Linked DNA regions of Homo sapiens: region 1 is linked to region 2. A link is an interaction called in ENCODE POLR2A ChIA-PET data of the cell type or tissue named here. Cell type or tissue: PC-3. All regions are shown on one strand. Each heading gives the region's core, and the rest is flanking DNA. Links, peaks and the distances in the headings are about the cores only. Region 1 has its middle 580 kb from the start of TBX3. Region 2 overlaps LOC124903081 (a long non-coding RNA gene).

Region 1 (5,382 bases), core at 64-5,063, 110 kb before region 2:
AAGAATTTTTACTCTTTCCATGGAAGCCATAACTGGAAATTTTCAAGTGCAACATCCCAGTTTTCTCGATTCTAGTGTAAGTAATTCACATGATTTAAACTGTTTGGAAGATGCTGTCAGTGCCCTTCCCATATCTCTTACACCAGAGACCAGCACACTTTTTCTGTAAAGAGGAAGATAGTAAATACTCTCAGCATTGCAGGCCATACATTCTCTGTCACAACTACCCAACTCAGCCATTGCAGTGCAAAGACAGTGCATAAACAAATAGGCATGGCTGTGTTCCTATAAAGCTTTATTTACAAGAACAGGCAGCAAGCTGTTTTTGGCCAGTGAACAAATCCCTGCTTAGATCATCTTAGATTAATTTGAAAACCTGTATCTCTCTTCTGACATTTTTCTGGCCAAGGAGCATGGTTGGCCATGCTCAGGGAAACCTGGAGGTGCTAGAAAGCCAATACCCCTGGAAACAGCCCTGAAGCCCCTCTGTTGGTAGAGCTGATGCATGCTCTACCCAGTCTCCCAGAGTTTCCCAGTGAGACTGAACTCCAGCTGCCCACAGCTGTAACCTGCTCAATATCACACCCTTGATAGGCCACTTACCTTCCTTGCCTCCCTTCAAATCTCCCCTACCAATATTTCCTGAGATTAGTTCCCAACCTTCTTGCATTTGTGCCAAGTTCTGGTTCCAGGGAAACCCAGCCTAAGATCTGGGTGTTTGATCTAACCATAGCTGTGGGGCAATTTTGATCCTCATATCATTCATTCACTCAGTCACTTATTCATTCATCAATTCAAATATCTTTCTTGAGGGCCAAAAATGCAGAGGTAAACACGTCTAAATGTCAACCCACAAGGAACTTAACCAAGTGAGGGGAGAGACTCACAAAAAGAAGTCCAGTGAAGGCACCATGAAGCTCCATGGAAGGCAGAGTGGGTGACCATCTGCAGCAGGGATTAACAAAGTATGGCCCATGGGCCAACTCCAGCCTCCTGCCTGATTCTGTAAATAAAGATTTACTGGCACACAGCCACATGCATCATCTACTTAAATATTGTCTGTGGCTGCTTTTCCATTATAGCAGCACAGAAGTGCTCTAGAGTAGTTGGGTCAGAGACTGTACGGCTGGTAAAGCCAAAAATACTTACTATCCTGCCCTTTACAGAAAACGTGTGCCAATCCGCAGTCTATATGACTAGGACAAAAGGAGATGGGAGCTATGCTAGTGTATAATGGTTATGAGCTCTGGATTCAAACCACTTAAGTTCAAGTCCTGATTCTGTCTTAATAAATATGTGACTTACAGGCAGTTACTTAACCTCGCTGAGCCTCAATGTTGCCTGTCTGCAGAAAGAAGGCCTCATGACAATAGCCTCTCCCTCGCAGGGCTCTTGTGAGCACTCAAGGAAACTCTGCATGTAAAGAATTCAGCATGGCGGCTGGCACCTAGCAGGTGCTGGGGGCACTCAGCTCCATCACTGTGTGAAGGCATCTTCAAGAGTCCCTGGTTGGACATAACTTTGGAATGCAGCTGCTGAGCTGCACACTGCATATAACTGAGCACATTCCTCTGATTCCAGCTCACTTCTGGGACCCAAGCCTCTTGGACTGCCTACCAATGAGAACTGGCATGGGAAAAGGACACATTCCATCAAATTATCCTTTTTTGCACATCTCAGACCTTTGGTCTTCTAAGGGAATTCCCAGCTTCCGGGAGGTGGTGGGTTGCAGCTATGGGGATGGAAACAGTTACTCTGAGGCCAGACATGGCCTTCGCCTGCTGAGCAGAGAGAGGGGCTGTACTCCAGAAGAGCCACCCAAGTTGCTGACCGCTCTGTTCTCCTGTGTCCCCCAACCATCTGTGCAGCAGAGGGCTGCTAATTGGGGTGCTCTGGCCCCAGACATCACAGATGATGCAATCCAGGGAGTTATCCATGGGAGTTGCTGGCATTCAGTCTCAGGGAAGCCGTCAGGCAGAAGCTGTTCCCAAGGGTCTGCCTAACACATCTCTCAGCCAGGATGTGTCATGGGGGCTGAAGCTGGGGCCCTGGTGCCTTCCGGCCTGACATTACTATTTCTAGCAGATGACAAGGGTCTGGCTTCCAGAGAAACTGGAAGGCCACTGGTTGGAATCCCTAAGTTATTTAGAAATGAGAACTGAGTCTTCTCAGCATAATGGCTCAGATGAATGATGCTACCAAGCGGCGTTCTGAGACTGACCCCAAAGACAATGAATCGTGTACCTACTCTGCAACATTTACTTTGCAATGTGAGGGACCTTCCCCAGACATCCTCAACTCTACTGGAAAACACCTAGATTTCCATTTTGTTGGTTTCCCTTTAGCCTCAAGGCCTTTGCATTTGCTGTTCCATCTTCCAGGAATGCTCTTTCCTACAGATATCAACAGCCACCCTCCCACCTCCTCCAGGTTGCTGCTCAAATGCCATCTTATCAGAAAGACCTTTTCTGACCATTCATTTAAGTCATACTTTCATATAACTCTCCATCACCTTTTACTCTACCCTGCGCAGCTTTTCTTCGTAGAACAAATCACTACTTGATATGTTGAATATTCATACCTTAATGTTTTTTCTATCTGTGGTCTCATTTCTCAAACCCGCCCCTGATGAAGTTCAATGGAACCAGAGACCTTGTCTGTCATATTTACTTCTGTGTCACTGGTTTCTAGGCCAGTGCCTGGCACACGGTAGGGGAATAAATAAATATTTTTTGAGAGGATGTCTGCATCGAGCTGGTAGTAATCTTTCACTCAAATATTTCTTACTCTTTGATCTGGCACTAAGTCACATCAATGCTACCTAAAAATCCGCGTGGGCATTGCTATTGACACCAATAATTATACTGTTGCAAAATGGATTTTATGTGAATAATAATGACTGTGGTAGCCATTGTTATGTTACGCTCTATAAAGCACAAGATTAAGATTAAGGTTAAGATTAAGATACAGCACTATGAGATAGGATGTATTACTATCCCCACTTTAGCGATTTAAAACCTGGAATCCTGAGAAGAAAAGTTGCTTGCCTGGGGCTATCCAGATCCTAAATGGCTGAGCTGTGGTTCAAACTCAGATACAGTGACAGTGAAAAGTCAGAAAGCATTGCTCAAATGCAAGTTACCCCTTCTGCCTCTCATCTGAAAATGCATCACTCTTGAAAGATTGGTCTTTGGGCAACTATAAACATTCAATTTCAGTATCCCATGCACCATGGGCCTGCAATAGGGCAGGCATTGCCCTGGGTACTGACCTAGTCCTTGCTATTCTAATATTTTTTGTTTGTTTTTTGAGACAGAGTCTCGCTTTCTCACCGAAGTTGGAGTGCAGTGGCACAATCTCAGCTCACTGCAACCTCTGCCTCCTGGGTTCAAGCGATTCTCATACCTCAGCCTCCCAAGTAGCTGGAATCACAGGCGCGCACCACCACACCAGGCTAATGTTTGTATTTTTAGTAGAGACGGGGTTTCACCATGTTGGTCAGGCTGGTCTTGAACTCCTGACCTCAAGTGATCCGGTCCCCTCGGCCCCCCAAAGTGCTGGCATTACAGGTGTGAGCCACTGCACCCAGCCTATTCTAATATTTTAATGCACGTGAAGCATATACTGCCCAAGCCTTGCTGAACACCCCTGTGTGCCAGCCCAGTGCTAAACTGTTTACATATATTTTTCACATTGATCTTCACAACAGACCTGTAAAATAGATATTGTGTCCTCCCATTTTCCACAAAAACTACCGAGGCTGCAGGACATTTCAAATCTCGGTTGCCCAGAGACACTCAGTCCACGCGGGGCCAATCATGTCATTGTCTGTCTCAAAGTGGGAAATTGGGGGAAAGTTTTCATTTTCCATTTACAATCAGGACAAACAAACAAAAAAGCAACTCATGAAGGATAATGAATGGAGGTTGAGTAAAGCATAGGTTTCCAATGCCCCAACGTCTTGCAATAACCAAATCGTCTTTTCTTTGTTTTCTCCTCCTTTGTCCTTTTGTGTTAGACATCTGGGTTTATGGTTTAATTAGAAAAATGGTTGCATTCAGCCAGTATCAAGGAGGAGGCCTTCTAACTTCTGGAAGCACTAGAGCCTCAGATGGTTGCGATTAGGTGGAAGGAGAGGTATAGAGACTTTTGGGTGCAACTCTTAACCATTTAGCTCCTTCAAGAAAAGTTGGCATATCACATCCACTACAGATGGCTCTTTAGCTCAAAAATGGCTTAATGAACTCCAGCAACCTATTCCCAGTATGCCCCTGCCCTCTTCCCACAAAATAAATTCCTCTTCATTCATTGCATTTGGGACACATCCATGCTCATCTTCTTTCTGCAAGGACATGGTTGGACCAGAGTCTAGGCTGCTCATCTGTGTGTATTTAGGCTTCATCTTCTCCTGGAAGAGGCATCAATGATTTTCAAGTGGAAAAAGCTTGGTGATAATTTCCAAGAGGAGGATCTTTTGAGGGAATGAATAGTGCAATATCTTCTTCAGTGGCTTCTTTTTATTGAGCTAGGAGAGCTCTCAGAGAGGGCTCATGCCATCTACCCATTGGTCATGCTCTAGCTTGAGACCTTCTTTAATTATTTACAGAACATCGGATTTCTCTCCCCAGTTATGCTTGAGTTACTTAAAGGTGGAGACTGCATCTGACTTGATTCTAGATGCCCTGAAACTCCCCTTGAATTCATGTGTTCTATGAATATAATTTGACAGGTTGGCTGGCTAAGGTGAACTATCGTTTTCATCACAGGAAATAAGTAGCCTCCAAAATAATGATAGTTATCTTGCAAATGCTGGTTTTGTGCCAGGCATTACGCTGAATATTTTATAAGCATGTTAGTCTATGACATCATCTCTTACCTCAATGACTCCAGTAACCTTGCAACCGTTGATCTTCATAGACTCCAGTTTTCGGACAGTCCATTCAATCGTAGAGCAGCCAGGTGATGTTTTAAAATTATAATTCTCATCATGCTACCACCCTGTGCAAAACCCTCCGGTAGGTACCCATAGAGTTGAATCCAAAAGTCTTGCTGTGATCTGTTTCTGCCTGTTCTGACATCATGCCACACTCTTGTTCTCTCTCACTGCAATTCATCCTCTCTTGTTTTTGCTTTTTATCTATGCCTTTTACATCCCAGGCTTGTTCTCACCTCACAGCCATTGTGTTGCTGATCCTTCTGCCTGGAACACTTTCTTCTCATTGTTCCAGACCATCCCATATGGGTTTTAGCTTAAATATCTTATCGTCAGAGCAGCCACTTGTGCAGCTTACTTGCCACTAAATCCCCAACGCCTAGCACTTTCCTGATACTCATTAGATATTTGTTATTCAATTCATTCCTCCCTTAGATGTTAGTTTTAAA
Region 2 (5,382 bases), core at 321-5,320:
TTTGGCTGTCTATACGAGGGCTGGAAGGAACTTATCAACTGAGGCAGACACCTTCTTGGCTCCAGGCTATGTCTGGACTCGGCCACAGATCTCCAGTGGACATAAAGCCTTAAAATATATGAAACGCTGAGCCACAGTACCTTGGTGTTCTGTCTCGGGTTGTGGATAAACTGGCTTTAGAGTTGAATAGTGGAGTGGACAGGGCCTGCATTCACATCAACTGGGTACACCTTGTTCCTTCTGGCTGGGCAAGTTGAGGCAAGTTACTTAGCCTCTCTGAATCTCAGTTCCAATGGGAATTATAGTCATAGCCCCTGTATCTAGAGTTTATTTGAAAATCAAATGAGATTATGCACACTATTTCCTTTCCACAATATCTGTTGCACAGAAACATTTAAAAAAATTTAATATCTGACTTAATATATCTGGTCTAACTGAACTTTAGAATCAAAAAGTCAGATGATGTGACATTCTTTTCACAAATATTACTTTTATCCCGTTTTAAGTGGTTTGAGTTGAAGGGTAAGATCCTGCGTTTCTTCCTTTTCCAACACAGGCATGATACAGTAGCTGAGAGCAGATTGCTGGCATTTGAAACCTGGCTTTACCACTTAATACCTGTACAAACTTTGGGATGGAAAAGTTATTTAGCTTCTCTGTGCCCTTGTTTTCTCATCTGCAAAATGAGGATGTTTTTACAAACGTTGATTATCAGAATTAACTAATTTATCCTAGTAACAGTTAGAACAGTGCTTGGCACATAGGAAGCACTTAATAAGTGTGAGTTTTAGTTTGTAAGCCCCTGCTACCAGCGTCCGTAGCTACCAATAACTATTTGTTAAAGAGAATTTATTGAGAAACTGGAGTGTACCCAACATTAGGTACCAGGATTTAGAAGCATCCATCGGCCTTGTCCCTAAAATGCTTACATTTTAATAGAAGGAATGATATACAGCCATCCAGTTGCTCATTCAATCAAAAACTTCAAGGCTTAAATTAGGCTGGACATTTATTCCCTCTATTATAGGATAGTTTGGATGTTTCAAGCTGTGGTGTTCATGGGGATTCTTTTCTCTGCCGGCAACACCCTTGGACACTTGCTCTACCCTTCTTTTTCAATATCGTTTAGCTTGAATGCCACTTATTCCAGGAAGCCCTCCCTGATTTTGGATTAAGTTAGTTCTCCCTATCTTTTTTTTTTTTTTTTTTTTTTTTTTTTTTTTTAGATGGAGTCTTGCTACATATCCCAGGCTGGAGTGCAGTGGCATGATCTCGGCTCACTGCAACCTCCGTCTCCTGGGTTCAAGCGATTCTCCTGCCTCAGCCTCCCAAGTAGCTGGGACCACAGGCACGTGCCAACATGCCCGGCTACTTTTTTGTATTTTTAGTAGAGACGGGGTTTCACCATGTTAGCCAGGATGGTCCCGATCTCCTGACCTCGTGATCTGCCTCCTCGGCCTCCCAAAGTGCTGGGATTATAGGCGTAAGCCTCCGCGCCCAGCCTAGTTCTCCCTATCTTATGCCCCATACACCCTACTTCCTCTATCATGTTTGAATGATTGGATTAATGTCTGATTTCATTATTCTTTAAATTCATAAAGATAGGCTCTAAATATGCCTTTCTTTTGCTACATCTCCAGCATCTCATGTGGTGCCTGGCACATACAGGTATTGAAAATATATTTGTGAATGGACAAATAAAAGAGGGAATTTCTGGGTGTAGATTTCCTCTGTTGGAAAGTATTCTTAATTTTCCCAGGCCATCCCAATGGCAAGTGATATTTCCACATTGCAAAGCTGAGCGGCAGTGAGTTCTGAAACTTTCAGAGCTCACAAGATCCTCTGTGGCAGTCAGTCTAGGCTAGCTGTTTTTCAGATGAAGAAACTGAGTCCAGAGGTAAGGGGATGCATCCAACTGACCTAATGTGCAGACCTGGGACTGCAACTCAGAACTTTTAACTCCTAGAATCTTCCACAAGACAAAAGGAGTGGAATTCCCTCACTAAAATTGATAATTCCTTTAGTGTAGAATAATTGGGACTTGCCAGTTAGAGATGGAGGTGACTGAGGCAGTTATTTGCAACAAAGTAGCTTTCTCATTAGAGGTAAGTATTGGGGTATAGTAAGAAAAGAAAATTAAATAAAAACATGGGTTCAAGAAAACAAGGGCTCAATTCTTGTATTATCTCAGAATACCCACAATGTCTTCATTTCTAAGTGGGTGTGATGATGCTTTATTAAGGGAATTTTATATTTCACATGAAGCAATGCCTGTGTGGCATAGTAAAGAGTGTGAGAGGCTGGCTCTGTGGTGGCTTGTGCCTGTAATCCCAGTGCTTTGGGAGGCCAAGTTAGGAGGATTGCTTCAGGCCAGAAGTTAAAGACCAGCCTGAGCAACATAATGAGATTCTGTCTCTACAAAAAAAAAAAAAAAAATTTCCCAGGCATTGTGGTGCATGCCTGTACTCAGAAGGCTGGGGCAGGAGGATTGCTTGAGCCTAGGAGTCCAAGGCTGCAATGAGCTATGATTGTACCATCGCACTCCAGCCTGGATGACAGAGCAAGACCTTGTCTCTACATCTCAAAAAAAAAAAAAAAAAAAAAAAGGAAGGAATTTGGCTGGGCTTTGTCTCTGGTTTCTAAATGGGAAACCCTAAATCTTTGGAATTTCCTGAGCAATAGGAGTCTTTGTTACTCATGAGCCTCTCAGACCATACCTGAGTTTATGGTAAGAGATGAGGTGACTCAGGATGGGGGCTGGTCAACCAGAAACACTAATCACACAGTTAGACATTTGAGGCTTCGAGACAGCCTAACCACTGGGAGGGGTGGCTGATGAAGACCAGGTTTGACCATGTGGTCCATGATTCAATCCATCATTGCTATGCAATGTAACCCCAATAAAAAATCTAGACACCAAAACTAATGGAGCTTCCTGATGACCAAAAACACTGATGTGTCAAGAGGGTGATGTACTCCGATTCCGTGGGGAGAGGCACGGAAGCTTTGTGTTCGGGACCTTCCCAGACCTCAGCCTTATGTGTCTCTCCTTTTGGCTAGTCCTGATTTTGTATCCTTTGTAATAAAACTATAACTCTAGGTATAGTTATTTCCTGTATTCTCTGAGTCATTCTAGCAAATTATCCAGCCCCTTTCAAGAGTCATGCACTCTTGAATTTTCAGCCAGTTGGTCAGAAGTGTGAGTGGCCTGGACACCCTCAAGCTTGTGGCTAGCATCGGAAGTGAGTATAGTCTTACTGGGGAGTGTGTCCTTCACTTGTGGACTTGGTGCTAACACCAGCTGGTGGTTAGCATCAGAATTCAGTGTAGAATAGCAGAGTGTGAGATGTTTATGGTAGACTGTGGCCACACTGGTTTTGTCTTTATCACAGTTTCCTTATTTCCCTTCCTGTGATGGTCTCAGAGCCCACCTTCTCTGCTGGCAACCCACTTCATGTGACTTGACTGGGATCAACAATCCCTTCACACCTCCATCACACTAGTGGACACTTAACTGAAAGCAAATTGTTCAGACTTTCCCAGGACTTTTCTATAGGAAAGATGGTGGCTTTCAGCTGGAGAATGTGAACTGTGGTTCTCCACTGGCCACCATGCCTGTCATGTGGATGGAGTGTGCCTGAGAGTTGAAGAGAAAGGCAGCCTAGTCAATCCATGAGTCTTAGATCAAATAACACTTCAGAGGAGTATTATTCAGTTACATGAGACAATAAGTCACCATTATCTTTTTGTTGTTGTTGTTGTTGATAAAAGTAATTTGAATTGGGTTCAAAAGTAAGCTTACCATCAATGGTTCACTGGATAAAGCAAATGTGGTACATGTACACCATGGAATACTATGCAGCCATAATAAAGAATGAAATCATGTCTTTTGCAGCAACATAGATGGAGCTGGAGGCCATAATCCTAAGCGAATTAATGTAGGCACAGAAAGGCAAATACTTCCTGTTCTCTCTTATAAGACGAAGTTAAATATCAAATACACATGGACACAAAGAAGGAAACAATAGGCATCAGGGCTTACTTGAGAATGGAGGGTGAGGATTGAAAAACTTCCTATCAGATACTCTGCTCATTACCTGGGTGACAAGATTATCTGTACACCAAACCCCTGTAACACACAGTTTACCCATATAACAAACCTGCACATATAACCCTTGAGCCTAAAATAAAAGTAGGAAAGAAAAAAATAAAGTTTAAAAGTAGGCTTAAAATCCCCAAATTTTCCTTTTAATTTGTAGCACACAACAACCCACACTGCTCCCTTCAATGAATAATGTAAATGGCTACAGATTCTTCTACCTTTATGGAGAGAAGTGAGTTCTCATACCTCTATACTGGAGACTATGCTGGCCCTATTGATTTGTTTGACTGATAAAATGTGGTAAAAGGGATGTTGACTTCTGACACTTAATCAAAAGAAGCCTCGAGTTTCTTCTCAGACTTTGGAACACTCACTTTGAGGCAGGACACCACTATGTATGAAGTCTGACCACCCTGGAACTGCCATGCTAGAGAGACCACCCAGGGAACAATTGAGAGGACACGACCACCTGGCACCCAGCTGGCCTAGCCACTCCTCACCAAGGCAGACCCCTCCATGGAGATTCCAGACAATATATGAAGCAGAGACAAGTCAGCCTCACTAAATACTGCCCAAAGAACAGGCCCACAGGCAGGCTCGCAGGCCCTGAGCTCTAAGGTGGTTGGTTATGCAACAATACGTAAATGAAACAGATAGTAATATAATAATAATGGTAAACCTTTCCCCAATGGTTCTTCCTATATGCCAGGTACTCAAAGGTACCATTTCATTGCTTCATCAAAGCAACCCAGACAGCCGTGATCGTGCCACTGCACTCCAGCCTGGGTGGCAGAGCAAGACCCTGTTTCAAAAAAAAAAAAAGCAACCTAAGGAGATAGGTACTATTATTAACTGCATTTTAGAGATGAGAAAACTGAGGGTTAGGGAGACAAAATCACATGTACAAGGTCACAAAACTTTGAAGTAACAGAACCAGGACTTCAGCCACTTGGATTCCAAGGCCCAGACTCTTAACTGCCACATTCTACTGCCCCTTGATTGTGCTGTGACAGCCGTAGGCATGACCCCTTCTGGAAGTTAGCCAAATCCATGGAGCTTTTGTCTTAAACAGAGCCCTGGCAATAATCAGCACACCCCAAAGGAGAGAGTTTATTCACAATGCCGTGGACAAAGTTAAGAGGAGCTAGCAATGATGAGGAACCTTCTGGAAAATCAGAAACACACTACCTACCACCCTTATGCCTGCAAGGTCATCAGAACCTGGTGAAAGCTGAAGCTGTAGGAGAGTGAAGACAGAAGATGTGACCTGCCTTCCTTAG

What was found. Peaks named below come from ENCODE experiments on the same cell type or tissue, not always from the same donor. Only the 100,000 strongest peaks of a DNase experiment are listed, where the experiment ranks them.
Region 1: POLR2A ChIA-PET joins it to region 2 with 23 read pairs; 2 of 35 experiments call an interaction of 5 or more read pairs at or near these places.

The regions. Positions count from the first base shown.
Region 1 is chr12:115,264,285-115,269,666 of GRCh38, reverse strand. No RefSeq gene overlaps it. Among named protein-coding and RNA genes, the nearest start is that of TBX3, 580 kb to the right of the region's middle. In PC-3, for the core only: no CTCF peak of the experiment used is centred there; no DNase peak of the experiment used is centred there.
Region 2 is chr12:115,153,580-115,158,961 of GRCh38, reverse strand. The region is part of intron 1 of LOC124903081 (a long non-coding RNA gene); the gene reads right to left. Among named protein-coding and RNA genes, the nearest start is that of TBX3, 470 kb to the right of the region's middle. RefSeq lists an enhancer at 1-100. In PC-3, for the core only: no CTCF peak of the experiment used is centred there; DNase peaks (open chromatin) are centred at 2,951 and 3,131; H3K4me3 peaks cover 362 bases; H3K27ac peaks cover 2,953 bases.